Linked DNA regions of Mus musculus: all the other regions are linked to region 5. Evidence: chromatin loops called from intact Hi-C (ENCODE). Cell type or tissue: heart. All regions are shown on one strand. Links, peaks and the distances in the headings refer to the core of each region. The heading gives the core; the rest is flanking DNA.

The links. Peaks named below come from ENCODE experiments on the same cell type or tissue, not always from the same donor. Only the 100,000 strongest peaks of a DNase experiment are listed, where the experiment ranks them.
Region 1: a loop joins it to region 5, with 10 times the contacts of the local background. A loop is called at or near these places in 27 of 42 quality-filtered maps.
Region 2: a loop joins it to region 5, with 12 times the contacts of the local background. A loop is called at or near these places in 14 of 42 quality-filtered maps.
Region 3: a loop joins it to region 5, with 9 times the contacts of the local background. A loop is called at or near these places in 19 of 42 quality-filtered maps.
Region 4: a loop joins it to region 5, with 6 times the contacts of the local background. A loop is called at or near these places in 23 of 42 quality-filtered maps.

The regions. Positions count from the first base shown.
Region 1 is chr9:66,785,484-66,791,468 of GRCm38, reverse strand. Aph1b (aph1 homolog B, gamma secretase subunit) reads left to right here. Exons shown (of 6, transcript NM_177583.4): 3 at 801-871; 4 at 1,701-1,823. Among named protein-coding and RNA genes, the nearest start is that of Aph1b, 6.9 kb to the left of the region's middle. In heart, for the core only: a CTCF peak has its summit at 3,438 (motif pointing right); no DNase peak of the experiment used is centred there.
Region 2 is chr9:66,935,742-66,941,726 of GRCm38, reverse strand. No RefSeq gene overlaps it. Among named protein-coding and RNA genes, the nearest start is that of Rps27l, 7.4 kb to the left of the region's middle. In heart, for the core only: CTCF peaks have their summits at 2,431 and 2,646 (motif pointing right); a DNase peak (open chromatin) is centred at 4,066.
Region 3 is chr9:66,823,044-66,829,028 of GRCm38, reverse strand. Aph1c (aph1 homolog C, gamma secretase subunit) reads left to right here. Exons shown (of 6, transcript NM_026674.3): 3 at 283-356; 4 at 1,170-1,292. Among named protein-coding and RNA genes, the nearest start is that of Aph1c, 8.7 kb to the left of the region's middle. In heart, for the core only: a CTCF peak has its summit at 2,834 (motif pointing right); no DNase peak of the experiment used is centred there.
Region 4 is chr9:66,703,317-66,709,301 of GRCm38, reverse strand. No RefSeq gene overlaps it. Among named protein-coding and RNA genes, the nearest start is that of Car12, 7.4 kb to the left of the region's middle. In heart, for the core only: a CTCF peak has its summit at 3,348; a DNase peak (open chromatin) is centred at 3,301.
Region 5 is chr9:66,643,268-66,649,252 of GRCm38, reverse strand. No RefSeq gene overlaps it. Among named protein-coding and RNA genes, the nearest start is that of Usp3, 53 kb to the right of the region's middle. In heart, for the core only: a CTCF peak has its summit at 2,842 (motif pointing left); a DNase peak (open chromatin) is centred at 2,822; H3K27ac peaks cover 337 bases.

The DNA.
Region 1 (5,985 bases), core at 539-5,538, 140 kb before region 5:
TTTACAGGAGCAGAGCGGGGCAGCCTATAGGTGTCACTCAGTGGGAAAATATGTGCTTGCATGTGTGAATCATGGGTTCAGTTCCTGACTCTAAAGAAAAAATATGTTACTAGAGAGTTGAAGAATCTTGGTTCTTCAATGAGAAAGAGGGAAGGAGGAACAAGAATGAGTGCAGCCACAGAGGAAAATACAACTGAAAGCCAATACATTGGAGATAAAGACCTAAGACTATGGGAAGTACAAAATTCAAAGAGGTAGGTCTCTCAGGATGATCAAATAATATTCCCTGGGCTCAGAAATTAGATCACTGATTTTATTCCTATTGAACTCAATCCATATTGGCTTGCTACTATTATTTTTAATTTTTCCTTTTATGGAAACATCAGCTAGATGGAGTTGGCAGAAATCTCACTTGACTTCAGTCATTGAAAATGTGCTGGATCAGGTGTGGTGGCATTTGCTTTTAATCCCAGTCTTTGGGAGGCAGAGGAAGGCAGACCTTTGTGAGTTTGAGGACAGCCTAGTCTACATATTGTGTTTTAGGATATTCAGGGCTATGTAGACAGACTCTGTCTCAAACAAAAACAAAACAAAACAAAACAAAACAAAACAAAACAAAACAAAACAAACAACAACAATAGCAAAAGACTATTGTGTTTGACTTAAATGGACTCTGGACTGAGCATGTAGCCTGATCTGAAGCTTCATTAATAGCTAGTTTTGAAGGGTCCTATGACCTCCTTCATATACTGCTTTTTAAAAAGTAAAAACAACAAAATATGTGTGTGTTTTTCTTTTAGAAAAGCCAGTGAGGGTTTGAAAAGCATAAACCCTGAGGAGACAGCACCCTCGATGCGACTGTTGGCCTATGGTAAGTTAGACCCTGTGGTGTCATGAAGAAAAATAGTAGAAGTGCTGGAGAGATGGCTCAGCAGTTAAGAACACCTACTATTCAGTTCCCAACACCCACATAGTGGCTCACAACCACCTCTAATTCTACCTCTAGGGGACCCAACACCTGCAGATGGTACACATAAACTCACGCAGGCACCAGTGTGCATGTCTACATACATAACACACACACACATACATACTCTCCCACATGCACACCTGTACATGGTACACATAAACTCATGTAGGCACCAGTGTGCATGTCTACACATACACATTCTCACATGCACATGTAGCATGGACGCACACATACATACATACACACACACACGCATATGCATGCCCATGCACACATAACACACACACACACACACACACACACACACACACACACACACACACAATCTAGGTCTCTATGTAGAGTTAACTCAGTCTGGCCCAGGGGTCTCACCTTGCAAACAGTTAATCCCTCACATCTTCTCTTGTCCCTTCTGTGCCCGTCCCTTGTTCATTTACCCACTCCTCATGCTCTGCACTTTCTCACGTAGCCTTCCAGAGCTGGCTGGCCGGTGCTTCAGCAACAGCAGGCTGTTTCCTTCCCTTTTTCCTTCCAGTCCAAAGACCCAAATCCTCCTCAGCCTTGCAGCAGCACTTTCTCTGCAGCTGTAGGAACCACTCCATGCCTTCCACATGCCAAAAAAGCAGACCCTGTCCCTGCAGTGAAACAGCATTCCCCAGACCTTGCAAATGAGAGCTGAAGTGGATGCCTAACAGGAAAAGGGTTTACCGGTGTTTTTCTTCCTCTTTAGTTTCTGGCTTGGGCTTTGGAATCATGAGTGGAGTGTTTTCCTTTGTGAACACCCTGTCTAACTCCTTGGGGCCAGGCACAGTGGGCATTCATGGTGATTCTCCTCAGTTCTTCCTTAATTCAGGTATGTGCCATAGCTGTGGGTGTTCAGGGTTCTGCTCTAAAGGATCATCTGTATTGCATTCATTGGCTTCAGAATTCAAGTGAATGATGATTTATTTTAAGCTTTTTAAAAAGATTTATCTGTCTGTCTGTCTGTCTATCTATCTATCAATCTATTTATTATATATGAGTACAAACACGCCAGAAGAGGGCACTGGATCCCATTGAAGATGGTTGTGAGCCACCAGGTGGTTGCTGGGAATTGAACTCAGGAACTCTGGAAGAGCAGTCATCTCTCTAGACCCCTGTTAAGCCTTTTAAAGGCAAGATATTCTTAGGCACTATAAGTGAAGGACCTGGGAGTGGGGGCAGGGGTTTGAGTGCTTTGGAATATGACAGATTTTATCTTGCATAAGAAATATATATATATATATATGTATATATATATATGTATATATATAGTTGAAACATTAGCAGCTAACTTTTAAAAAAAATTTTATTAGGTATTTTCCTCATTTACATTTCCAATGCTATCCCAAAAGTCCCCCATACCCACCCCCCACTCCCCTACCCACCCACTGCCCAGCAGCTAACTTTTATGAGACATATTCTCTTTATTTTGGGATTTTATATTTATTTTTAACATAAGCCTGTAAGCCCTATTTTTTCTTCTTGTTTAGTGCTAAGAACTCAGTATAAGACCCCTAGCCCTAAATTCTACTCTTTGATTTATCTATAACTTGTTGATATTTACAGATAGGCAGTATGATATCTTTCAATTCAGAGTGAAAAATAATAGATAAATTGATCTTTCTATGCAAAGATGTAGTAAAAGAGGACCAACTCTTTTCACATTGCTTTTTCTTCTCTAGCTATATGTTATAGTACAATGATAACAAGTTTGTTTTATAGTCAGAATATTATTTAGGTCTAGATCAATAGCAGTTCTATCATTGAAATAAGGGAATTCATATACCCTTTTTTTCAATTAAGTCAGTGTCCACACCCAGGCTAATGCTCATTAAGGGAGGTGACCATCTTTAGGGAAATACAACCAAAAAATAGATAGAGTTTCAGTAGATTTCAATAGAATAAAAAGGTTGTACAGAGAAATGGCCAATTTTAAAAGCTGTAATGGCTTAGAGCCATCTGTCTTATCATGCCCATGTCCCTGAGTGCATTGACAGTCCTCCACCATTCTCTGTTTCCTTGTTAGTTCGAATCTCAGCCTCTCCTATGGACATCAATTCTGTCAGCCACTCAAGAGAACCAGTTCTCTGTGCAGCCAGCAAGTTAGTCTTCCCTGTTGGAAAGGTCTTTGACTTTCTGAGGCCTGCGGCATACAGTTCAGACTATTTAACTCCAGCTCTGAGTTAAGGAAGAGTGTGCTAATAGGTCATGCTTAACACTGCCTCCAACAGAGCCGATTACCTTCTAAACTGGAACATTTCTGAAATAAAATTTAAAAGGTAAAAATGTTAAGTTTGTAAAAGCAACAAATATAGTTTTAATGGTTCATGTCTTAGAATCTAGTAGAAATTAATAAGATACCTTCCATGTTTCTTGTAAATTTTCTTATAGTTTACATTGTTGCAGGAGCCGGTTCCTTCCATGTCCTTTATTGCTACAGGTTTCTGTCCTCTAGATGGTGCTAATTCCCTTCAGAAAGCCAGCTGTTTTCAAGGCCAGCTTAAAATGAATCCCTCGGAAAAGTATTCTAATTACCATTTTGTTCCTGAAATGGTAATTAGAATAAGTAAGGAGTATGGGGTTGTTAATTAGCATCTCTATCTATGTCAGTTGTGTTAATAATGCACATCATGTATGATACATGTATATACATGGATTTTTATGTTACCGACAAGCATAGTTTATGAAGTACACATAGTATACTTACATATAACTTACACATAAATGTAAGTTAGTTCTTTGTTATCTGTGGTTGTGGAGCAGAACAGCAGTAATTAGAGTCATTGCTATTTCTTGGAAATGTTTGGTAGAGAAGGAAGTATGGGATTGTGGTCCCAAGTTCAAGTCATATCCTGGATCACTAATTTAGTATTTGGGGAGAAGTCCTTTTGATTATTTAAGTGTGCAGTCTACAAATAATTATTAAAATCTTCTCCATAGCTTTTGACTATAAAAACAAACACCTAACTACACAAAGCATAAAATCAACTACAGAGAGGAAGAGTAGTGTAACATTCACACAGATGCAGTGGTTTATACCTATAATTACCATACTCGGGAGACTGGGGCAGTAGGATGCCAGTTGGTCTAGGGAACAGGACCCTCAACAGCAAATTTATGAAAGCTATAGAGAAGAGAATGTATCAAGTATGCCTACTGAAAAGGTGACATTGTGCTGGATCTTAACTTTTTTTATTACATTTATGTGTGTGTGTGTGCATGTATGGATATTTGAGAACAATTTAAGAAAATTGGTTCTCTCCTTCAAAAAAGTATACCCAGATATTAAACATATATTGTTAGTTTTGGCAGCAAATTCCTTTACTTACTGAGCCATGTTCTTGGCCCTGTGTTTTGTCTTAGAGCAAGTACTAGGTGTGGTAGAATGTGGAGGAATGCATATTGAGGGAAAAAGGACAATCTGTGTACATATGTGTATGTGTGTGCATGCACACACATACATATACACATACAAACACACATACATTGAAAGAAGGAGAGGAAGGAGATGATAGGATAGGGGAAAGGAAGAGAGGGAAAAAGTTGTTTTAATTTTTTTTTGTTTTTGAGGGTGTCAGATAGCCCAGGCTAGTCTCAAACTTAGTATGTATCTAAGGATGACTTTAAAGGTCTGAGCCCCCTACTTCTGTCTCTATTCCCCCAATTGCTGCACAACTATCCCTGGCTTGAGTTCTGTGATTCTGGCATAAGAAGGCAGTTGAAGATTCATAGAGAATCTATAAATTAAAGTCATTTGGTTCTAGACTGTAGAAGGCTTTGAATGCTAGTTGGAGATGTCTGACTTGACAAAAGAGGAAAAGTCAGTCCATTAGACTTCTTAATAGGAAGGATCAAGACATTCAGACCTAGAACTTAGAAGCAAGATCAGGGCCAATGAGGTCTAGATGATACTTGTCTGAAGCTTACAGGGTAACACTGTTTTGAATAAGAACAGACTGAAAAATGTCACCAGCAAGAGTATTTCCCAAGTAGTTGGACTCTCGGAGCTAACCCTGGGAGCACACTTAACTGATCTTAGCACCCATGGCAATGTCCTGAGAGAAGGGTGAGCAGAGGCTGCCAGCTAGATGCCAAATGCCTGTGGTAGTGAATTCCCTTATTCCTTGATTGACATCAAGAAACATTATGATTTAAAAAGAATTCCCATTGTGTCAGGTTTTGCCTTAGTCTTTTGACTCAGGTATATTAAAAGAACTAAACTTAGCCCTAGGCATCTTAAGTGGTCTCAGTGTCACACCATTGGCAGCCATCTGTCCATAGGAACTGTCCTCTTCAGAAGGATGTCTAGACCTGAATTGAATCCTTTTAGTGTGGTCTGGCAGAGCTTGACATGAAGATATTGTCAGAGATGTGACAACTTACTGTCCTGTAGCCACAACAGTTATGTCTTTTAATATTGTTTTGAGAGTCTCTTACTTCATGTAAATAATATGCATGTTCCCAATGTGTTTGTCCTCAGTCAGCAACATGCTCTTGAGATGGTTCATACTGTGGGTCATATACAGTAGCTCACTTTATGAGCACACAGTATTTTGCTTCTCCGTTGGGGTAAGGGCGGGCATTCTTTGTTATTGCAGCAGTGCTGGTGTAAGTATTCTTGTATCTGCTTGTGCACATTTATAGGAATGCCTGCTTGCCAGGATTCTGAAACTTGACCTTGTATCGATTCTCTAGAAAGGCTGTTTAAACTGGCTGTGCTGGGCTCCTGCCCCACTGCTTCTGATTCATGGGTGGAATGGGTACCAGTAAGTTGCACTGATAACAGGTCCCCAGGCTAGTGATCGCTTGATCTGAGAACTACCTGGGTTGGGGTATAGATAAAGTACATAGTGTAGCTTAAATATCTTGCTGGATTGACACAGACAGACTAGTCTCCTTTGCTTGGCAATGCCATGTTATTTTTCCTTCAAGCAGGGAAGAATGGAACTCTAGCTTGGTGTTTTACTGTCTGGTGGGTTAAAGCTCATGGTCTC
Region 2 (5,985 bases), core at 567-5,566, 290 kb before region 5:
TATTGTCTTTATATATTATTATTATTGGTTATTTCATTTATTTACATTTTAAATGTTATCCCCCTTCCCAGTTTCCCCTCAGAAAACTCCCTATCCCATCCCCCCTCCTCCCTGCTTCTATGAGGGAGTTCCCCCTCCCCCCCCACATTCTCACCTCACCACCCTAGCATTCCCCTATGCTGGGGCATCAGGCCTCCACAGGCTCAAAAGATTTTCCAACATATAGCAAGGACACATGCTCCACTATGTTCATAGCAGCCTTATTTATAAGAGCCAGAAGTTCAGTACCCCTCTTTTAAATGTTATATATAAATAAACTCAGCCAGATGTGATGGGTGTGGCTGTAATTCCAGCATTTGGGAATCAGTGGCAGAATTACTGAAAGGGTTCCAGGCCAGCCTGGGCTACAAAGTGAGACCCAGTCTTAATAAACAAACAAATGGAACTTTAGTAGCCAGATGAGATCTCCTAGAATCTAGCCTGCCAGCCTTCCAGGGTCAAGTCTCTGGCCTTCTCCTCATCTCCCCTGCCATCTCTGCCTGCAAACCTTCTGTCTGCCCAAGCCACCAGGGAAGAAACAGAGCTACTTACTTTGAGTCATAGGAAGGCACTCTCTCCAAGCTTCTGGTGATCCTGCAGCCCATAGGAAAGATGCTCTGAGGTCAGCATAAACGAATGGCTGGAACCTCTCCCTTTTGTGGACTCTTATTGCCTACATTAATCACTTTTTAATAACCACTGCTGTCCCATGCATACTTTGTCTGTATTCTTTCGCTTAAAATTCCACATGCCACTCAAAGGTCAGGGTTTGTTCGTTCCTCAGATGCTAGAAATGAGCTGCGAAAGCCTGCCACTTGACACAGCTGACTCGATGGCTGCTCTTTGTGGACTAGCTGTGTGGTTCAGCTAGAATCCTTCTAGTTTCAACTTTTCTGGATCTTTCCTGGTGAATGCCATTTATTATTCCTCCCTTAATTTTTTGGATGAAGAAAAAAAAAAACCCAAAGACCTCTGAATTCTGGGTAGTCTTCAGTTAATTCACTTCTAGAACCGGGAGAATAAGCTGTACTTGTTTGGGGATTGATGACAACACAATGAATGTGGCTTCTTCTCTTGGGAAGTGTGCATAAGCGAAATAAATGGAATTCTTTCCGATTTTCCCTTAGCTAAAAGCTGATCAAAAGGCTGTAGCTAAAGGGCTCAAAGTGTTAAGTAGAATGAATGGTGCTTTCATTATTTACAACGAAAAACTCCACTATTAATGGAATGTCTGTAACATACAGAGGGCAGATAATGTAAACCCCTCTCTTGGGAGCATGGAGACTTAACTGAAAGCTGTTTTCTTGACTATAAAATGAAGTGTGTGTGTGTGTGTGTGTGTGTGTGTGTACAGGTATGCATATATGTGTGGGTGCACATAAGTATGTGCACATATGTGTGCCTGTGTGTACAATGTATATGCACATGTGTGTACATGTGTGTAAAATGTATATGCACATACATGTGCATGTGTGTACAAGCCAGAGGTCAAACTGTGTAAGTTCCTCAGCAGCTGTCCATCTAGTTTGTTGAGACAGTGTCTTTTTACTGGGTCAGTTGGGATGCCTGGCTGCAGAGCTCTGGGGATCCTCCTGTCTCCCCAGTTCTGGGCTTACAAGCCTACACACCATGCCTGGCTTTTTATGTGGGTGCTGGGGATCATAGGTTCTCATGCTTAAGTGACACGAATTTTGCCCACTGTCACCTCAGTCCCCTAAAATAAAAATAATTTCATAAAGTGTCTCATCAGATGAAACAGTGCATAGTGTAAGCGTTTAATAAATGCTAACTACAATTCATTGTGCTAGTTGACTTTTGAGAGAGAGAGAGAGAGAAAGAGAGAGAGTCTCTACATAGCCCTGGCAGTCCTAAAACTCACTCTGTAGACCAGGGTGGCATGGAACTCACAGAGATCCATCTGCTTTTGCCTCCTGAGTCCTGGGAATAAAGGCATGTGCTACCACCCCAAATGCTTGTCAATAGTTGAAAAACTAGTTGGGGAACTGGTAAGATGGTTCAGTGCGTAAAAGTACTTGTGATGGAAACCTGACAACCCGAGTTTATGGACTGGAAGGTAGAAGGAGAGGAGCAACTCCACAAAGTTGTCCTCTGACCTCCACAAGCATGTGCATGTGCATGTGCACACATTCACACACACAAATACATACATACATACATACATACATACATACATACAACAACAACAACAAATAAAAATAAATTTAAAATTAAGATCTCAGCTTGAGCTGGACCTCCTGGTGGTACAGGCTTATATCTCAGCCACTTGAGAGACCAAGGCATAAGAATTGTAAGCTCAAAGTTGCATGGGATACCGAGTGAATTCAAGGCCAGCCCGAGTGATCAGAGACCCTATCTCATAACTAATTTCTTGTTCTTTTTCAGGGCTAGAGCTATACCTTGTGACACAGTGCTTGTCTAGTGTGCATGAAGCTGGGGCTCAGTCCCAGTACTGAAGAAGGAAGAAGTGACTTAGGCCTCTACATCTTATGTTGTTGATCCAATGTCTTTACATTAGCTCCACCTTAAGTAACGTGAATATTTCCCATCTGTATAAAGAACGCATTTCATCAAAAGAAAAGAGACTGTCCTTTCAAGTTCCAGTAGGTGGCGCAAGGAGCTACTTGTCCTACATGTGCTGGCCAAGAGAGAGGTAGGTCATCTTTGTTTCAGGAGACTTCCCCATCTGCCTGGTTTGTGCTAATGACTCCACACATAGCTATGTAATTTCCTTCAGACACAGTCAATGGGTACCATCGGTTTTCCTGAAGAAGGTATACAGTGTATTAGACAATTGATCATGAGTTTATTTACCCTTAGTATCTTCTCCTAAATATTGCATTCATCTGAAACTAGTTAACTGAATTAAAATTACTTAAATTCCTCTTACACAAAAATGTCTCTACATGAAGCATGGGTCCTAAACATGTCAAATTATGATGATGTCTTGTTCAAGTACCCAGTAGAGGCCTGTTGTTATGAATGAGGGCAGCTGAGCAGGCTTTGTATAATGTATAATCTCAAGCAATGGCATTTGGCAAATGAGTTTGTGGCATGCAAGGTCTATGTGTGCTGGTCCATAGTTTTTTCTCATTTCTGTTGTGTAAATAATCCCATCGTGCTGATATCGAACTATTGAAGGCCAGAGAGGTTCCCTGGAGCAGGAGTTACAGATGGTTGTGAGCTACCAGACATGGGTGCTGGGAACCAAATCTGGTTCTCTACAAGAGCAGCAAGCGCTCCTTAACTGATAAGGCCATCCCTCCAGCCTCAGAGGACTGGTTTTGAAGGATAGAAGAAGCCTGGTTAGGGATGAAAGCCTAACCATCAAGAAGCAAGCTCTGTGACCGGGAACTGGGACTCGCTCTTGTCATCAAAGCAGAAGACAAGAAGTCAATTCACAGTAGCTTGTGTCCCTGAACTACTGTAATAGGGTACCTCAGAGCATTTAGCTAGACACAGGACTTACCTTTGAATCTGGGGCAGGGCCATACCTGCATGTCAGAGTCAGAGTCCCTGAACTCGGCCTGATCAATTGTTGGAGAAGCTGGATAGGATTTGGATGTTCCTGATGGCTGGTGTCTGTCTGTTTGTTTGTTTGTTTGTTTGTTTGTTTGTTTCTGAAAGATACATGATCAGTGTCATCTGGAGGTACAGTGGAGGTACAGATTGCCCTATAGAAAAATCCCAGGCTAGACAAAACCCTGAGTGTAGCATCATAATCCCACCCACTTCCCTACTTCACAAGAAAATATACCAGGAAATGACTAGATGAAGAGAGAGCATCGTTCCATAATTTTTTACCTCTAATCTTACCATCAGGAATTACCTGTGTGCCTGCCACTGTCAGGCATCGTGACAAAAACCCCAGGGTGGGCATCAAGCCAGGCCAGCGTGATGCAGCAGATCCCTGGCTTAGCCCCTCTCCTTGCCCGCCTATGGGCTTAGCTCTGGCTTGTTGAGTTTCAAGTAAACGAGACTTCTCACACTTGCCCTGAGCCGAAAGTGAGCTGAGCACTGGCCATGTGCCAGGGCCAAGCCCCATGGGAGTGGGAACAGAATCCTGAGAGGCCGGCCACTGGGAATGAAGACGGCTATCCTCTGGCTGCCTCCCTTACCCTCCCAGGGCAACCTAGTTTCTCATCTCTTCTCCCAGATACTTTGGTTTCTTCTTTCCACAGCCCACTTGCTCTCGCTTCCCTGTGCACGCACTGAATAAGGCCTCACCTCCCTTTTATATGCTGTCCTACTTCTGAGGCCAACTGTGGCTGACCAGAGTTCTCTGTCCCAATTCCAAATGTGGCAGAGAGAGAATCATTGTCTCAGTGTGGCTCTACAGTGTCTGCCCCAACCATCTGTGGCCAGGGCAGCAGAGATACTTGAGGTGATAGTAGCTCCTGTAGAGGGGCCTGGGGAAAGGAGGCATAGGTCAATGGAACCCCACAGGGTACTACTCCTTCCTAAGCATTGTCACGACTTCCCGTGGCACTGAAATCCTCTCTAGACTGTCCATTGCTGTTCTGTCTTCTCCCTGAAACATGGGATGTTAATTGAATATAGTTTGTTTGTTTGTTTGTTATAAGACATTCTCTCACTGTGAAGCTTTGGCTGGCTTGAAGCTTGCTATGTAGATGAGATCAGACTCATAGAGATCCATCAGCTCTGTCTCCAAGTACTGGGGTTAAAGGCTTGTGCCACCATACCCATTGGTCATAGTTTCTTATAGAAAACATTTTCTCCATAATCTCAGGGGGAAAGATGTCAACAACTTGAGGCCATAATGATGTCTGTGGTCCATGCAGCTGCTGGGACCCATGTCTGGGTCTGCAGCGGGGATTGGGGAGGGGTGTTGATGTCTGTGGCCCGTGTTATCACTGAAAGCCATGCAGATGTCCATGGACTGGGCTGCTCCTGGGGACTGTATGGGTATCCATGGCATGCACTGCCACCAGAGACCATGCTGAGGTCTGTGGCGTGTGCTGACACTGGAGGCCAGGTGGATGTGTGTGGTCTGTGCTCCAGCTGACTGTGAAGGACAAGGAAACTTCTACTGCAGTGGTATCGACGACTGCAGACGCACAGTTGAAAAAAGGGAGACACAGAAGGCTTCTGGGACAACTCCTGTCCCTTAATAAAAGGAACAACCTATACAGGAAGCCACTAAAGAGAAGTCATAAAAATTGTGATAAGGATGATGGTGTACAGTCCCTCACAGTTGATGGCTAATGGTGGGGGGCTCAGTAGGGGGAAGGATTCGTTTTTCTTGAAGGGGCTGGCCACAGGGAGTTTGAACATGCTCCAGTGACTATATGGACAACACAAAATGGACTTTTTTCTTTTTTTTAATCTTTAGGTTTGAGGGGATGGGCAGAAGGTCACTGGGGTAGAGGGAAGACCTGGAAAACTGGGAAGCAAAAGTGATCAGGGAACATTATGTGATATTCCCAAATAATCGATACAAATATTATGTTTAAAAATCTCTACAAAAAAAAAAAAAAAAAACAGGCTGTGCTCATGTGGAATAATCAAATCTGGAGGTGAAGCATGGAAGGAAGAAAGTGTTGAAATGACAATGGCAGGCATGCTAAGAACTCAGTTGACAAGATCTAAGTGTTCCCAGGAGCAGGTTCTACAACCTACAAAATGAATATGCACAAAACCCAAGCGATTCATTTGCAAAAAGCCTTTTAACACAGGGCTATCATGAATATGTGAGAATTGGTTCAATCGTACTTCAAGGAACCAAATAATAAAATCTGAAATTAGGGGTGAGAGGCAGAAAACCTAGAGGTCCTGATCCCAGTGGATTCCTGCCCCAGGTATAAGACAGCATTAAAGGAGCTATGGGCCAGGTTTTTAAAACCTGTTTCTAGGTTTGAAAAGCAACTGAGACTCCTTTCCCTATAATCTGTAATTAATGATGACAAG
Region 3 (5,985 bases), core at 321-5,320, 180 kb before region 5:
AAATTTTTCCTCTTATGTAAACCTCAGCTAAGAGAAGTATAAATCTCCTTTGACTTAAGTTGCCAAAAAATATGCTGGGTTTCAGGTAAATGGACTCTGGACTTAGAGTGTAACCTGATCAGAAGCCTCATTATTATCTAGTTTTGAAGGGTCCTGTAAAAACCTAAACACACACACACACACACACACACACACACACACACACACACACAAACAAACAAAAAACAAAACAAAAAAAAAACCCACAGCTGTAAATTTTTTAAAAAGGTATTTCTCTTTTAGAAAAGCCAGTGAGGGTTTGAAAAGCATAAACCCGGAGGAGGACATAGCACCCTCGATGCGACTGTTGGCGTATGGTAAGTTAGACCCTGTGGTGTCATGAAGAAAAATAGTAGAAGTGCTGGAGAGATGGCTCAGCCTTTAAGAGCACCTACTGCTCTTGCAGAGGACTCGAATTCAGTTCCCAGCACCCACATAGTGGCTCACAACCTCCTCTAACTCTACCTCTAGGGGATCCAACACCTGCAGATCCTATACATTGGTACACATAAACTCATGCAGGCACCAGTGTGCATATCTACATACACAACACACACACACACACAAATACACACACGCACTCCCACATGCACACCTGTACATGGTACACATAAACTCATATAGGCACCAGTGTGCATGTCTACACATACACATTCTCACATGCACATGTAACACAGACACACACACACACACACACACACACACACACACATACACACATACGATCCAGGTCTCTATGTAGAGTTAGCTCAGTCTGGCCCAGGGGTCTCACCTTGCAAACAGTTAATCCCTCACATCCTCTCTTGTCCCTTCTGTGCCCATCCCTTGTTCATTTACCCACTCCTCATGCTCTGCACTTTCTCACGTAGCCTTCCAGAGCTGGCTGGCCGGTGCTTCAGCAACAGCAGGCTGTTTCCTTCCCTTCTGCCTTCCAGTCCAAAGACCCAACTCCTCCTCAGCCTTGCAGCAGTACTTTCTCTGCAGCTGTAGGAACTACGCCATGCCTTCCACATGCCAAGAAAGCAGACCCTGTCACTGCAGTGAAACAGCATTCCCCAGACCTTGCAAATGAGAGCTGAAGTGGACGCCTAACAGGAAAAGGGTTTACCGGTGTTTTTCTTCCTCTTTAGTTTCTGGCTTGGGCTTTGGAATCATGAGTGGAGTGTTTTCCTTTGTGAACACCCTGTCTAACTCCTTGGGGCCAGGCACAGTGGGCATTCATGGTGATTCTCCTCAGTTCTTCCTTAATTCAGGTATGTGCCAGGTATGTGCGTGTTCAGGGTTCTGCTCTAAAGGATCATCTGTATTGCATTCATTGGCTTCAGAATTCAAGTGAATGATGATTTATGTTAAGCTTTTTAAAGGCAAGATATTCTTAGGCACTATAAGTGAAGGACCTGGGAGTGAGGGCCGGGGTTTGATTGGAGTGCTTCGGAATACTATAGAATTTATCATGCATAAGATCTATATCTTCATTTTGCTATTCTAAAATGTTAAAGTATATTTGAAATATTAGCAGTTCATTTGTATGAGATAAAGTCTTTTTGTTTTTGAAATTTTATATTCATCTTCAATGTAAGCCTATTAGTCTTAATATTTTTTTCTTTATCTAGTACTAGGGATTAAATACATGGCCCCCAGTTCTAAGTCTTAATATTTACTTAATCTACATCTCAGTGCTTTTTAGATTTACATAGTATGGTTTAATCTTTAAGTTCAGAGAGAAGAAATGATAGATTAATTGTCTTTTATGCAGATACTATTAAAGGACAAACTCTTCACATTGCTTTTCAATCACCAGCAATAATGATAACACATTTGTTTTATAATTAGAATATTATTTTCATTAAATTTCACATTTGTTTAAAAATAGAGGAAAATATGATTTATTGATTTATTTATTTATCTATCTATTTATTTATTTATTTATTTATTTTGGTTTTTTGGGACAGAGTTTCTCTGTATAGCCCTGGCTGCCCTGGAACTCAATCTATATATCAGGCTGGCCTTGAACTCAGAAATTCACCTGCCTCTGCCTCCCAAGTACTGGGATTAAAGGCATGTGCCACCATGCCTGGCATCTGTTGTATTTATAATTGTCTGACCCACAGAAGTTATGTCATTGAAATACATGAACTCATAAATCTATTTTTTTTCAACTAAATCAGTGTTTACACCCAGGCTAATGCTCATTAGGGAGGTTACCATCTTTAGGGAAATGCAACCAAAAAATAGATAGAGTTTCAGTAGATTTCAATAGAATAAAAAGGTTGTATAGAGAAATGGCCAATTTTAAAAGCTGTAGTGGCTTAGAGCCATCTGTCTTATCATGCCCATGTCCCTGAGTGCATTGACAGTCCTCCACCATTCTCTGTTTCCTTGTTAGTTCGAATCTCTGCCTCTCCTATGGACATCATTGCTGTCAGCCACTCAAGAGAACCAGTTCTCTGTGCAGCCAGCAAGTTAGTCTTCCCTGTTGGAAAGGTCTTTGACTTTCTGAGGCCTGCGGCATACAGTTCAGACTATTTAACTCCAGCTCTGAGTTAAGGGGGAGTGTGTTAATAGGTCATGCTTAACGCTGCCTCCAACAGAGCCGATCACCTTTGTAAATATTTCTAAACTGGAATATTTGTGACATGAATTTTAATGACCATAATGCTAGATTTGTAAAAAAAAGAATCAAATATAGTTTAAGTAGCTAAAGTCTGTTACTGCTTCAGTTTTACGAATCTTCTTAAAGTTTACAGTGTTTAAGGAACTTCTTTCCATCCTCCTGTATTTCTGGCTTCTGTCCTCTAGATGGTGCCAACTCCCTTCAGTAAACAAATCTGTTTCAAGGCCAGCTTAAAATGAGTGCCTTGGAAAAGTAGATTTGTTCCTAAAATGGTAATTAGAGTAAGTAAGGAGTAGGAAAGTAAATAAACCTCTACTTATGTCAGTTGTGTTAATAATACATAAATTGTATGATGCCTGTATATACATGGATTTTTATGTTACAGACAGGCATAGTTTATGAAATGAACACGTTTGTCCTTTGTTATCTGTGGAGCAGGCCAGCAGTAAGTTAGATTCTGCCATTTCTTGTAAGTTTGCTAGGGAAGGTAGTATGGGATTGGAGTTCCAAGTTCAAGTCATATCATATCCTAACTCATTAATACTTGGGAACAAGTCCTTTCCATTATTTAACTATATATTCTGTAAATAACTATTAAAGGTTTCTCCATGCCTTCTGCCCATGGAGGAATAAAAGCAAACACAAAGAATAATGTAGATGTTACAGAGAGGAAGACAGGCATGGACTCACATGGCAACAGGAAAGGTCTCTGCCTTTTTCATATGTACCTCAGGTGTGAGTGACTGACGTGACTACTGTTTAATGCCCCCAACCCCAGTTGTGTGCTAAATGATAAAAGTTAAGGCTATCTTGTTCATGGCCATCCCCAGAGCCTCATGGAGACCTTTGTTACTGGATGGCACTTAAAAATATTTACTGAAAAATAAATACGAGTTTATGGAGGAAGTGCCATTTGAATAGAAAATTCTTAAAGATGATTAATAACCAAGGCCAACAAAGGAAAGGGCTGCAGGGAGGGATGCTCCAAGTAGAAGGAAGAGGCCCTACAGGCCTCCATTTCCAGTGCTTTCAGACAGGACAGAAGCAATGACCAAAAAGCTGGGTATGGTGGCATATATACTTTTAATCCCAGGACTTGGGGGTGGGGGAAGCAGAGGCAGATGGATCCCTACAAGTTCAAGGTCAGCCTGAGCTACATAGTGAAACACTGTCTAAAGAAAATGAAAAATGAAGAAAGAATGCCTAGAGTCATTAAGCATTAAATGAAACTAAACTCAGTACTACAAGCATTTGAAAGTCTAGCCTTCCTCAACAACCTCAGCTAGAACCCATGTGGCTCTGTGACTGTGTGGCTGTGTGTATTAGGAATCCTGGCATTTGTGGGCCTGTTTAACAGCCAATTCTGTTTAGTTCTGGCTCTACAGTGCGGGTCCCTCCTGAACCTCCCCTTGCAACCTACCCACATCTCTGCTAAAGAGTCACAGTGATCACTTCAGGGTGGCTGCATGGCATGGTTTCTAGAGGAAGCATTCACATTGTAATTTATTGTATTGTGGCATAGAATCGATATGCATTATCTGTAAGAAATTACTCTGCACACTTTAGAGATTAATGAAGGAAGCAGCTACTCCTTAATGACAGTGTATGACTTGTTCCGGTGAATGCACAAAAGGGAGCCAGCCTCAAGCAGGACATTTTACCAGCTTATATAGACCTGAGGCATACACATTCAACATACACTGTCAACCTTAAATCTCCTTTGCATCCTAACTCCAGGTTGCACTTGAAGACAAGAAACAAGTCTGGCAACTTGGGCAGTTGGGAGATTTATATAGCAAAGACATTGCCAAAAGTGTTTCTTAGGTGCACCAGGGTTGTTCTTTTTGAAGAGTTGTTACCTAGGGTCATCTTGCTCACCTGACAGAATTAGGCTTTTCCTAATGAGAGCACAGGTGACTTAATGATCTGCTAGGACTTAATGATGGGAGTCACCCTATACTGGCACCATGAGCTACCTGTTAGAGGCAGGATTTTTGGTATGGGATGGGCCTAGTGGCCAACTTTTAAGTCAAGGTTGTCTAATTTTATATGGGAATGGAGCTGAGTTGGATATTTGCAAAGGTAATTGACATGGAGATGTGGAGGCAACATTAAGAAACATGACCCATTAACACACTTTCCCTTAACTTGTGGCCAGATTTAGAGGATCTGAACTGTATGCTATAGACCTCAGAAAGTCAAAGGTTTTCAAGCCGATGAACTTGCTGGCTGTACAGAGGATAGATTTATTTGAGAACATAATTTTGGGTATCATGGCATATGTGTGGAGGTCAGAGGACAACTTGTGGGAGTCAGTTCTCTCCTTCTGCCACTGTTACAGCATTGGGTCTTTCCAGTGAGAAATCATTCTCTATAGTTAGAGATTAATAAACAAGTGCTCTTTTATAATAGCATGCATCCAGCTCTGGCTAATGCCTGAAGAAGAGCCAGCCTCAAACAGTAGACCTCCCTAACTTATATGTACATCTTAGGCTTATGCATTTTATATATGCTGTCATTCTTAAACACTCCCCTCATAGGTTTACAATGTAAACAGACAGGATGGTGTAAATCTGGAGACTTAGCAGATGAGAGATTTATACACTAAAGACATTGCCATAATTATTTTAAGTACACCAGTGTTGTTTGTTTTTTCAAATAGTTGTGACCAGGAGTCATTTTGCCCATCTGTTAGAATTATGCTTTCTCAAGAAGAGAACTGTGTGAGCTTTATGACCTATAAGAATTTGTCAGTGGTTGCAACCCTGTGTTATCCCCTTGGGCTGTCTGTTATAGGCGTGTTCTTTGATATGGAAATAGGCATAATGGTTGGTTTTAAGTCAGGCTTGTCACTGTTGTCTTGGGAATAGAGAGCCTACACTGGTCAGTCCTGGTAAACAAACACATCCTAGCATTCTTCACGATTAACAGGCCTGGTTACTACTTACCTTTGGGGTATTTTGGAGAAAGTGCTCCCTTAGCTAAATTCTACTTTATATGACTTAATATCTCCTAAGCAAATCAAAGATGACCTTGAACTTCTGAGCCTTCTAATTCTGTCTCTACCTCCTGAGTCCTGCACCTCCAAATCTGGCACAAGTTCTGTGTTTCTGACATAAAGGTGGAGTTGAAAATTCCTAGAGGATGTCCTGTTAAAGTCATTTGGGTCTAGACTGTTGAGGGCCTTGAATGCTAGTCTGAGATGTCTGACTTGACAATGGAGGCAAAATCAGTCCATCAGATTTCTTAGCAGGAAGGATCAAGACATTCAGACCTAGACTTTAGAAGCAAGCTAAGGGTCAACGAGGTCCAGAGAATACTTGTCTGAAACT
Region 4 (5,985 bases), core at 569-5,568, 60 kb before region 5:
TTCTGTTAATGAGCTGTGCTTCAACCAGAAAAGAAGGTGGGGAGGAAGACAAAGGAGAGGGATGGGGCAGGAAGAAAGAAGAAGGAAAAAAGACTAAGCTGGCTCTCACTGGGCAGACTTCTATGTCCAAACTTGTGCAGGCTCATTGATGGGGATGTGAAAACGCAGCGAGTTTTACAGCTTTCTTCATGCCATGCAGCGAGGGCATGGATTCATAACCTCTGTGTGAACTGCAGCTCTACTCTGCTCAGTTTCAGGCAGGATCAGTAAGAGGACAGTGTGACCCGGAGGAAACAGTGCCAAACTCCTGGCTCTGCCAGGAACCAGCCCTAGAACCTTCACAAGCCTCTCACCCTGTGTATGCCTCTGTTTTCTGACCTCTTAGTTGGAACAAGAATGTCTAACCCCCTACAGGTTTGGGCCCATATGTGTGAAAGTGCTTTGGAAAAAAAATCAAATAAATCTGTGTGTGTGTGTGTCTGTCTCTGTCTCTGTCTCTGTCTCTGTCTCTGTCTCTGTCTCTCTCTCTCTCTCTCTCTCTCTCTCTCATCGCTCCTGAGCCAGCTTGGAATAAAAGGAAGTTTGGAGAATCTCAGCCTTAATTTTCTAATGAAAATGAAAACTGTATTCGTGGATTCCTGGATTCCAGTGTGGAAACTCTCAGCCCATCACTGCCTCCAGTTACCATGGTGAGGCTGGCTCAGTTACTTGGCCGTGGAATTCTTCAGCTGCTACGCTCCTGTTGAACGTGCAATGATGTATGTTAATCAGTCTTTACAAAATACTGCATAATTAATTTAAAAACCATGAAAGTTCACAATTCTACACACAAGATAATTTATCATTTTAAGAGGATGAGCCTTACCTCTTTCCAGGTATCTAGGAAATCATGGTTAGCTGACATGAAGCCGGCTTGGGAGATAGAATTTAACCATTATAGCTTGGATTTCTTGCAGCCACGTCTCCCTGCATACCTGCTTGCTGAATCCACTCTCCGCTAACCTCAGGAGTCTCAGATCCTGGTCTTGGAATTGATCCAAAGCATGTCCTCCCTTCACAGTGCAGGACAGCTCACATTCCATGAAGCTCGTAAGTGAAACATAAATTAAACAGTCCTAATATCAAACCCAGCAGCTTTCACTGAGTCAGACAGAAAGGCACAGGGGAGAAAGAGCTTGGGTTTGCATCTCCACACCACTCGCTGTCCTACATGACCTTGGGCACGCAGCCTTCTGCTCTGAGTATCTTCAGATACTGTCTGAGGAGTGGGGACAGTATCCCTGTAACCCCAGCACCCAGGAGTCGGCAGCAGGGAGAGCACACGTTCACAGCAAGCCTGGGCTTTACAGACAAACACCACTTCAAAAATTCAAAATGATAACAATAATTTAAGATAGCAAAGATACAAGGGCTATAGTAAATACACCCCCACAGAGCCATCAAGAAGTAATATAATAAGCTAGGCATATTTAAATGTGGCACGGGGGCATGCTTAACACTGCATACATGTAGTTCTCTTAAAAGGCCCTGCATGGCTGAAGGAGGAAGAGGCCAGTAATTTTGTCCCGTAATTCCATACTTGGTGTGGGCAACCTCACCAACTTCCATGGGCCTTCAGGGATGAACAGGCAAAAACTTCCAGATACAGTTTTCTCCGTGGTTCTATATATTGGCCCCAGTCATTCTATTGAAATAAGACACCTTCTAAACAGTAGGCTCACAGGCACTGGGTCGCAGGGAAAGTCTGATGTGGGGGACTCAGAGCTACTGCCACATAGGCTTGGAAGAAGCTGGAAATTTCCTCTGTGCTCGAGTATACAAGTACTTCCACTCTAGCTGTCTACAACCTCAGGACTTCGAGATCTGCTCCCTCATTTCAGGTACTTCCAAAGAAACCTGGCAAGCAACCCCCAGTTGCCTGCACGTCGGTGTGCAACCATCCCTACGAGTGGGTTGGAGGAGCATGCCTGTGATTTTTCTTCTTCTCTTTCAACTGGAGTTGATGCACTAAGCTGGGCCACCTCACTTAGGCGCTGAGGCCTAACAGTGCTCAGGGAGGAGAGTCTGGGGCAGCAGTTTATACAGCTGGCTTTGTAACATGGATAGACAAAGATGAGTAGAGAGAGCTTCTCCCTGGGCCCATAGAATTGAGGTGCCTCTCTGGCCAGCAGCCAGTCTTGCTGGATCTAATTTCCTCCCAAGCCCTGTGTTGGCTAAAGATTTGACTGGTGGTTGGTAGGGCATCATAGTTCTCTCGTGTGAGATGGCTTGACCAGTGAACTAAGACACCTCCCAAGGAGACATGGCATATCGAGACCACTGGGATGGCTAAATGCATCATGAAGTAACTGCTTTATACCCCTTCACTTGAAGATTTGGGGGTTCCGTGGCAGTAATTAAGTGACTAGCATGGAATTACTGGCTAAGCCTTATGGCTTGGGCCTGTAACCTCAGTACGTGAGAGATAGAGGCAGGAGAACTAGGAGTTCAATGCCAGTGTTGGCTGCACAGAGAGTTTGAGTCCAACCTGGGCTCCATGGCACCCTCTGCCAAAGATAAACAACAAAGTAATGGCTGATTACTAATGTCTATACCGTTTTTAACAATGATGTACAAAGCATGGTTCTGATGTTGTATGCCTCTGCTTACTACCCACAATTTTGTGAGTGGAAGAAATGATGGCATGCTACAGCCAGAGTTCCCAAAGAATGTTAAAAGAATCAGAAATTTCTAGTCCTACAAACTTGGACTCTCTCTGCAGATTTTATTTCCTCTAGGGGCTGGGGTGACCTCAATCACACTATCTTTATGATAGGGACTTAATCCCACTTAATCCCAGTGAAAATGTGTAAAAAATCTTTTCTAATACTTAGGAAGGAAGACCACCATAATCCGTAATTACAAAGTTGGTTGACACCTGTAACCAGAGAGTTGCTAATGAAGACATTGGGCATGCTTTAGGAACAAGACTGCCTGGACCCATCTCACCTCTGAAAACCAAATTAAACCAAACTAACATAGCCCCAACTCAGGGAGTAAATCAGTCAGACATAGTGAACAATGGAAATCCCAACACAATAGCTTGTTGTTTTCTTGTTGCTGTTTGCACACACAGCCTAGACCAGCCTTGAGAGCATCAGCTTTCTGTTTCCTGAGTACTAGATTGCGGGCACACATCATCGTGCCCAGATCACAGCAGTCTTATGTGACTAGCTGCCCCTAGAAGGGAAGTGGTAAGGAAGAGAGCAGAGAAGTGGTGGAAGGAGCTATCCTCCTTTGTAGCCTTGTCTAAACAAAAGAGGAGGTACAGGGCAATGAAAGGTAATTCCAGATCCATCCACTGGAGGGGAGTAGTGAGCAACATGATGATGGGCAAAGTGCCCTGGGAGAGACAGGAAACAACTTTGTATGTTGACCTGCAACAATGAAATAACTCAGCCACATGAGTTTTAGAAACAAAGTTATTTACATGTAATGTTTTAAAGGCAGAGAAAGCCCAATAATCCATCCTATACCCATCAATTCTTCACTTTTTTACATCTTGTTCTCTTTATTGTCCATGTCAATTAAAAAACTCCTGATAACCTTGGGGCAAATATGTTGTCTCACATGTACTACACTGCTACAAGAACTTACATTGAGGAACTGGAGACATGTTTTCAGTAGTTAAAACATGTAGTTAAGAGCATTTACTGCTCCTGCAAAGAACCCAGTTTGGCTCACCTCACCCACATGACTGTTCACAACTGCCTATAATTCCAGCTACAGGGGAATCCAATGGCCTCTTCTGGCCTTCAAGGGTACTGCATGCATATGGTATACAATACCCACCCATACAGGTAAACACATAAAAATAAATCTCACTTGAAAGGCAGGAGCAGGTAAATCTCTGTTAGTAGCCAGGATGCTCAACATAGCAAAGTCCAGGCCACCCAGGGTTACATAGTGAGATAGAAAGAAAGAAAGAAAGAAAGAAAGAAAGAAAGAAAGAAAGAAAGAAAGAAAGAAAGAAAGAAAGAAAGAAAGAAAGAAAGAAAGAGAGAGGAGGGGAGAAGAGAAGAGAAACAAAGAGCTAATTTTTGTTCCCAAAACACATACACACACACACACACACACACACACACACACTGGATTCTTTAGTTGGTCTGCAGCTCATGTTTGTTTATGGTGGTATTTGAAGTTAGGGATCAACCATAATTCTTCTATGTAGTGAGCCAGTCCCCTACACTATCTATGCAGCAGTCACCCCTTCCTGTTGATTTGTCTGCTACACATCAATTGCATATGCACACTCATGTACATTTTTAGCACTTTCTTACCTTTGTTCTATGTAAATGTTTTATTATGTAGCTGTGCCGGTTGACCTTTCATGTCCCTCTTTCTCAACTGTATGTCTGCAATCATCAATATCATAGAAAAAGTAGCTCCCTTGATCTTTATAGTCAGCAGGTCATGGACTTGAACATGATAGCACAGACCATGGACACCCACATGGTCTCTGATGTCAACATGGTCTCCTGTGGCAGTTCAGACCATGGACATCAACATGACCCTCTTCCACTGCACAGGCCACGGACACCATCCTAGCCCTGACAACAGTACGGATCAAAGATATTAATATGGCGTCAGGTAGCAGTGCAGGATTCTCACGTCAACATGGCTCTCTGCAGCAGTACAGATCACAGACATCTAGATACCCAGATGGCCTTCAGTGGCAATACTGGCCACAGACCCCAGCTGAGGTAGGACTGGGGACCCAGACATGGCCCTCAGCAGTAGCATGATAGGCTATACCCATTAACACGTCTCAGATGGCTACCCACTCATAGCAGCATGGCCCCTCAGCAGCGTCCACAAACATCAGCATGGCCTCAGGGGCAGCCCAAACCGACAACATCTGTATGGCCTTTAGTGGTAACTTGGCCAGGAACATCAGCAGAAACATCCTGGCTGCTGTAACACCACTGACATCCACATGAACCTCAGGCTGCAACATGGACAAGGGCATCAGACCACAGATACCAAGTGGCTTCCAGGGGCAGCTTGGACCATAAAGGTCTTTTGAGAAGATCCAATCCAGAATATGAACAGTTCTTCATACTGGACATCTGCTGTTGCTCAGAACCAGGGCAGTTGTGCATGTGTCTGGGCAGCATGTTGTTCAGGGGCTGAGTTAGAGGGCAAGCCCGGGCTGCTGTCACAACCGTGTTGACCTAACTCAGCAACTCTGTGTTTCCCTGTCTACAGCAGGCTTCTCTCACACCTAGCATTTCCACCATGTCTCCATCAAATATTCATTTATCCTAGAGCATTGGAAACTGCAGTGTGTCACATAAGTGGTTTGGTTTGATATGGGTTTTTATTGTTTGGGTTTTTTTTTTTTTTGTATTTTGTATTTTATTTTTGTTTTTTTGCCCAAATAGTTTTGCATGCTATGGTGGTTTGAATGTTAGGCCCAGGGAGTGGCACTATTAGGAGGTGTGGACTTGTTGAAGTAGGTGTGGCCGTTGAAGGAAGTGTGTCACTGTGGCCATGTGCTTTAAGACCCTCATCCTAGCTCCCTGGAAGCCAGTCTTCTCCTGTTTGCCTTTGGAACAGGATGCTGAACTCTCAGCTCAGCCTGTACCATGCCTGCCTGGATGCTGCCATGCTCCCGCCTTGATGATAATGGACTGAACCTCTGAACGTGTAAGCCAGCCCCCATTAAATGTTCTTATAAGAGTTGCCTTGATCGTGGTGTCTGTTCACAGCAGTAAAACCCTAACAGAGACACATGCAAATATTCAAGTTATTAGTCTACTTATGAAACACCATAAGTACTGGGCCATTGCTGAGACTTCTCTCAGATATTCTGCTATTGCTCAGAGTCAGGGCAATCTTGCAGTTAGTGAGGGAGTCCAGAGGAAGGTTCTATGTGAGAAATGTATCTATCACAGCTCTCTGCCTCCAATATCTGCCACCCCAAGGTTTTACCAGGCTCAACCT
Region 5 (5,985 bases), core at 337-5,336:
AGATCCTAGGATGCTATCAGAGAGTGGTTTCGTTTCCAGCAGCTTAGAGCCACGCTGTTGTGGGATTTCAAGGACTGGAAGCAACAGTCTTTCCTCTGCATCTGTTGAGCTCCATCTTAGACCTGTGAATCGGAATTACATTTCACCCTGGAGTGCTTTGGTGCACAGTCTCGTTTAATGAGCCTGGACTGGGAACTGGGGCGATAGTTCAGTCTGTAAAAGAGCAGAGCTTGCTGCACGAACAGGAGGACCTGAGTTCAGATCCCCAGGCAGAGGTGTGGGCACTGCATCAAGTGAGCATCAAGCTCACTGCAGATGCACACTTGTAATCCCAGAAGCAGACCGGAGGATCCTGGGAACTCAGTGACTAGTCAGCCTAGCCGATTGGTGAGCTCCGGGTTCAGTGAGAGGCCCTGTGCTTGTCGTATCCATCAAACGTACAGAATCTGAGAACATGCATAATGACCCCATGCATGCTGTTGTCTGAGGAGCACTCAGTTAGGAAAGATTCCACACCAGTGTGTGAGAACACAAGCACCCTCACCTGAGATTAGGGAAGAAGTGAGACTTGGGTGGCAAAGGCGACTGAATGCTTCCCAGTGCCCATGCCACCATCTGTAAGACCAACTCTGTTGTGCCATTTTTTGGATGAGGAGACTGAGGTCGTTTGACCAAGTCACGCACCTGGATAGCTGAAGCTCTAAGACTCTAATTTGTGCCTGAGTAGCCACTTTATAAGGCAAGCACCTTTCCACCACTCTGCTTCCCTGAGTAGAAAGCCTGCTCAGACACGCTCTCTCAGGCCCAGAAACCTCGCTGCCTTCACCCTGCAACCCTCTCGTCATTATGGCCTTCCTCCAGCTTCGTCCCCCTACCTTGGGTTTTAATCAGAGACCACCTTTTGAAAAGATATAATTTACACACCTTAAAACTCACCTTTTCAAAGTATACAATTTAGTGTATTTTAGTATATGTGCAGTTATGCAATGATTACCACTATCTAATTCCAGAACCTTCCCATCGCCCAATGAAGAAACCCTTCATCCATTACCTCCCATCCCCCCCAGCCTCTGGAAACCACTAATCTACCTCTGCCTCTATGAATCTGCCTACTCTGGGCATTTCAGATAAGCAGAATCATGTGATGTGTGGTCTTTCCAATGAGCATCTTGCAGTCGATAGAATGTTTTGGGGATTCATCCATACTACAGGCACCAGGACTTCACTCCTTCCTGCCAGGTAACATACTGGGTGTTCAGATGTTTGCCTTCTAATTAGTCATTCGTGAGCTGATGGGTGTTTGGACTGCTCCCACCTTTTCCCTGTTATGGAGAAGGAGAACAAGCTTTTATGTGGACATACGTGCTCATTTGAAACATTGATTTTGCTCAGTCATGTGGTGACCTCACGTTACGCTTACTGGGTGAAATACCGTGTCATTTTTTCAGAGAATATGCTCACTACTGTTTCTGATCTCTTCCTGAATTTGGACAAGAACACAACCAAGTCAGAGAGAGCTGGGAAGGAATGAAAAAGAAGAGGTGAGAAACAGCTGCTTCGGTGACCTTCAACCCAAACCACAGCAGCTGTCTAGGCCCAGAAGAGCAGTCGAAAGAGGAATTTGACACGAATGCAGAGAAAGCGGGTGTCTGGGGCTTGCTGCTGCTGATTGAACAGAACGAAGGACTCTAGTTCAAATCTCTTCTTGTACTACCTCACTGAGTGACCTTGGGCAGGGCCTGTCTCGCTCTGGGTTCTTTGGTTTCCCATGTATGGATCTACTGTGCACCTTATTCTTCTGTGACCCACCCTTACTGCCCCCATGGCTCTGGCTTGAGCTATTCAGGTGTCGCGATGTGCTTTGGGGATTGACAGAACGGCCACGGAGCTGCTGGGATCACACGTATACCTGGAGATGAGTGAAGACAGCTTCCCGGTTATCTACTCCATAACCAACAAGAGCCTTGCATCCCAGCAACAGGATGCTCTGCACTGCGGACTGTCAGTCAGGGTGGGGACCCAGATCTTGGTCACTGCACAAACGAGAGAGGAACACTAAACAACAGTGGCTGCCCCTGGGCCACAAGTTCAGACTTTTCTCCGAGGAGTCCCACTTGCTTTACTGCAGGAGAGATGCAGTTATTCCACTCCACTGTTTTCTCTTCCCAGACAAACCAGAAAACTACCCTTTCAGCGATTTCTATTTAGTGGGACTGTTTGAATTCCAAATGAGAAAGCAGCGGTGAGGTCTTTAAAAGATCATCAGCAAGGATCCAGCTCTGTCTTGTTTCCAAAGATAGAGTCCAAGCAGGTGAGGGCAAGCTAATGTCTGCTGATCCTTGCTACGTGCCAAACACTGTGGAACTTGATAATTCGTTCTCATCTCGTCTTACCCTTAATAGACTGTAAGATAGTGATGTTAGTCTTGCAAGAAAATGGAGGCAAGAAGCAGGAAGGCATCAGGCTAGCTGTCAGCTAATAGAGCTGGAAAGGTAAAACAAGACACCCTCCGTGGGTCCTGTGGCTTTGATCATTTGTGGACACTAGAGCCACATCAGCTGCCTGCCACAGTGGTTTGGGGCATGTCTCTACCTTAGCAGTGAGAAGAGAGGTAACCTGGAGCCTCCAAAAGTCAAGAAGGAATTGGGAGGATTCTAAGAAAGGAGAGAGCATGATGGGAATGGGGGATTTGAAAGGGCCAGAAGGACAGTTCCATCTTGTCAGGAGCAGATGAGCCTGGCCTGCCTCTGTAGCTCGCAGTGAGGCAAGGGTGCCCCACACCAGAGCTGGACACAGAGGAGCCTGGCTGCAGAGAGCTCACACGTGGTGCGAAGGCGCCCCCTAGGGGCCTGCTGGCTTTGCAGAGCCCAGGATACAAGGTCTGGCTCCTGAAGCCTTTCTGCACAGGGAAAAGGCCCCGTAGAATCAAAATAAAATGTAGGACCTCTAAAACCCAGGAAAGACGTGCAGAAAGGCTCAGGAACCCACCCGACAGTACCATCCTAAGAAAGACATTTGGTACTGTGACTTTGAGGAAAGAAAATCTAGAAGTTATCTTTAGAACTTCAGGTTTAAAAGAAAAACACATATAAGACTCTAAAAGTGATTGAGGTCCGCAGCTCTAACAAGAACGTGTATCCAACAAAGCCGTCATACAGCAGATAAGAAGGCAAGCCAGAGGCCGGGCGGTGACCAACACAGCCGCTACAGTTGGTGACTACAATATGCAAAGAGCAGCCACAAATCCACCAGCACAAAAATAGACACACAACGTTTACAATGGGGAAAGTGGGGGGCGCGTTGCTTTTTAACACAATCTCAATTGTTCAATTTTATCAATGAAGACTCGGAAGCCAGATGCTGAGGTGAAGTCCTGCTAACTCAGAGAGGCAGAGAAAACACACAGCTGACCGTCCTCCTCAGCCAATGTCTCACTGGGAATCCTGTCTTGCCCACCTGCTCAAAAACCTTCCTTCAAACTCAACGTCCCTCCCTTCTCCTTCCTGGGTGTCTCTCTAGCTCTCCTCCTGACTCCCTATTTTACTCACTATGGTTTTTTCTTAATCCTATGTTCACTTCCTGTCAGCTGGCTGTTTGCTCTGCCTGAGTTCTGTAAAGCTGTCCACGTCTGTAATTCCTGGACTTCCATGAGACAGTGGGTCAGAGACAAGAGAACCCACAGACTCTTGAGCAGCTAGGCTGGCACACATGTTGCCAAGGAGACCTTGTCTTGAGGTGAAAGGAGGGGACTGACAGAGGTTGTATTGTGACCTCCACACTTACTCCACAGTACACGTGTGTGCACACTCAAAGCACACCTGTAGTCCCAGCACTGAGGAGGCTGAGAAAGGAAGACCATGAGGTAAAGGTCGGTCTGGTCCCTTATCAATAAATAATCAATAATAAAATCGAGGGGCCTGAAGAGAGCTCAGCAGTTAGGACTGCTTACTGCTCTTGCAGAAGAGTCAGTTCCAGCGCTCAGCACCCACGTAGGTAACTCACAACCCTCTATAACTTCAATTCCAGCGAATATGACACCTCTTTTGACCTCCTCCAGCACCAGGCACATGCATGTTGCACATACATATTATGCAGACAAGGCTCATACATATAAAACAAAAAAATGAATCATTTTAAAATTAGGGAAAGGTCAAAGCAGGGATTTCAACCATGCAAAAATATAAAAGTAACACAGAAGATGCTCAACCCCTTTAGCAACAAGAAAAATGCAAGAGAAAGCCAAAATGAGATGCAGACCCACAACCACCCAGCTGGTGGTAGATGGAAATGGGCAGCGCCAAGCAAGGCGGCCGTGCAGAACAAGGAACGTTCCTGTGCGCTGTTGGGGAGAGCATAGCTGGTACAGCCACTAGCAGCAGCTCTGCGTGATCTGGTAAAATCAAAAACATGCATGTCACAGGAGCCAGCAGCTTCACATCTAGATAAATACTCTTGCATGCAGCCAAAGACATAAACAACCATTATCGCAACCCCAAACTGGAAGTTACCAAAACCTCCCTTCTCTGTAGGAGGAAGAGGTCACAGTACATTCCCACAGCCAGATACTACTATGCTACATGACGGGCGAGCCACAGCTGGGGGGTGCAAGCATCCTTTGTTTTGTTTTTGTTTTTGTTTTTGTTTTTCAAGGCAGGGCTTCTCTGTGTAGCCTTGGTTGTGGTTGTTCTGGCACTCACTCTGTGGACCAGGCTGGCCTCAAACTCAGAGATCCTCCTGCCTCTGCTACAATTCCATCCTCTTGATGGAAGCTCAGGGAGTGAAAAAACTAAACAATGCAGTGCCTGGCGGTACTGCTGTGGGCGATGATGCTCCTTTTAAAAAGCAAGGGGAACTGATGACATGGCTCAGTGGGTAAGACAGCTTGCTCTGGAAGTGTGAGAACCAGAGGACCTGAGCTTGAATCCACCACACCAAGGCTAAAAGGCTCCTGTTCCTGTAACACCGGTACTGGGCAGGCCAGACTGATGTAGAATGCTCGTAACTGAAAAACTCAGCCCAAAAAAAAAAAAAAAAATCGCAAACCTCAGCTTCAGGTTCCGTGAGAGACTCTCATCTCTACACGTGTATAGGTGTGCAGATCTGTGCACTTCAGGCATCCAACACACACATACCACACACACACACACACACACACACACACACACACACACACATTTAAAGGAAGAACTAGAGATAGGAAAGGACAGGAAAGCACTAAGGAGAAGCACATCAGGCACTTTCTAGGCACTAGGAGTATTTTAGGGGACTAGGGAGGTGGCCTAGTGGACCAGGCAGGTGTGAAGTTCTTGCTTCACAGGCATGAGAACCAGAAAGATCCACATAAAAAGAGAAGAATAAAATCATCTGTCTGCAACCCCAGCACTGCAGGAGGAGACAGGAGGGTTGGTGGGGCTTGCAGCAGCCAGCCTAATTCAGGCTCAGCAAGAGACCCACTGCAGAGGAACAAGACAGAATGAGAGCAGGGCATCTGCATCCTTCTCTGGCCTCTGCGCATGCTCCTGGGTGCACATACCTGCATGCACGTGTACATAGAGCACACATTCAGAAATTTTATTAAGGTTGGGGTATAGTTGGTAAAGTATTTGTCTAGAGGCACAAAGCCCTGGGTTCAATCCCCAGTACTATGTAACCTGGGTGCATGCCTGCAATTTCTGCACTTAGAAAACAGAAGGAGGAAGATCAGTTCAAAAGTCATCTTCAGCTATAAAGGGAGTTGATGACCAGTCTGGAATACCTGAGACACCATCCCAACTCAATTTTTTTTTCTGCCAGGCAGTGGTAGCACATGCTTTTAAATCTCAATGCTCAGGAAGCAGAAGCAAGCAGATCTCTGTGAATTCGAGGCCACTCTGGTCTGTGGAATGAGTTCTAGGACAGACAGGGCTATCAGAGAAACCTTGTCTCAAAAAAACCTTTGAGGTTTAGTCTGTGATGTTTTGTTAATACTCTGAACCTAACCCAAGC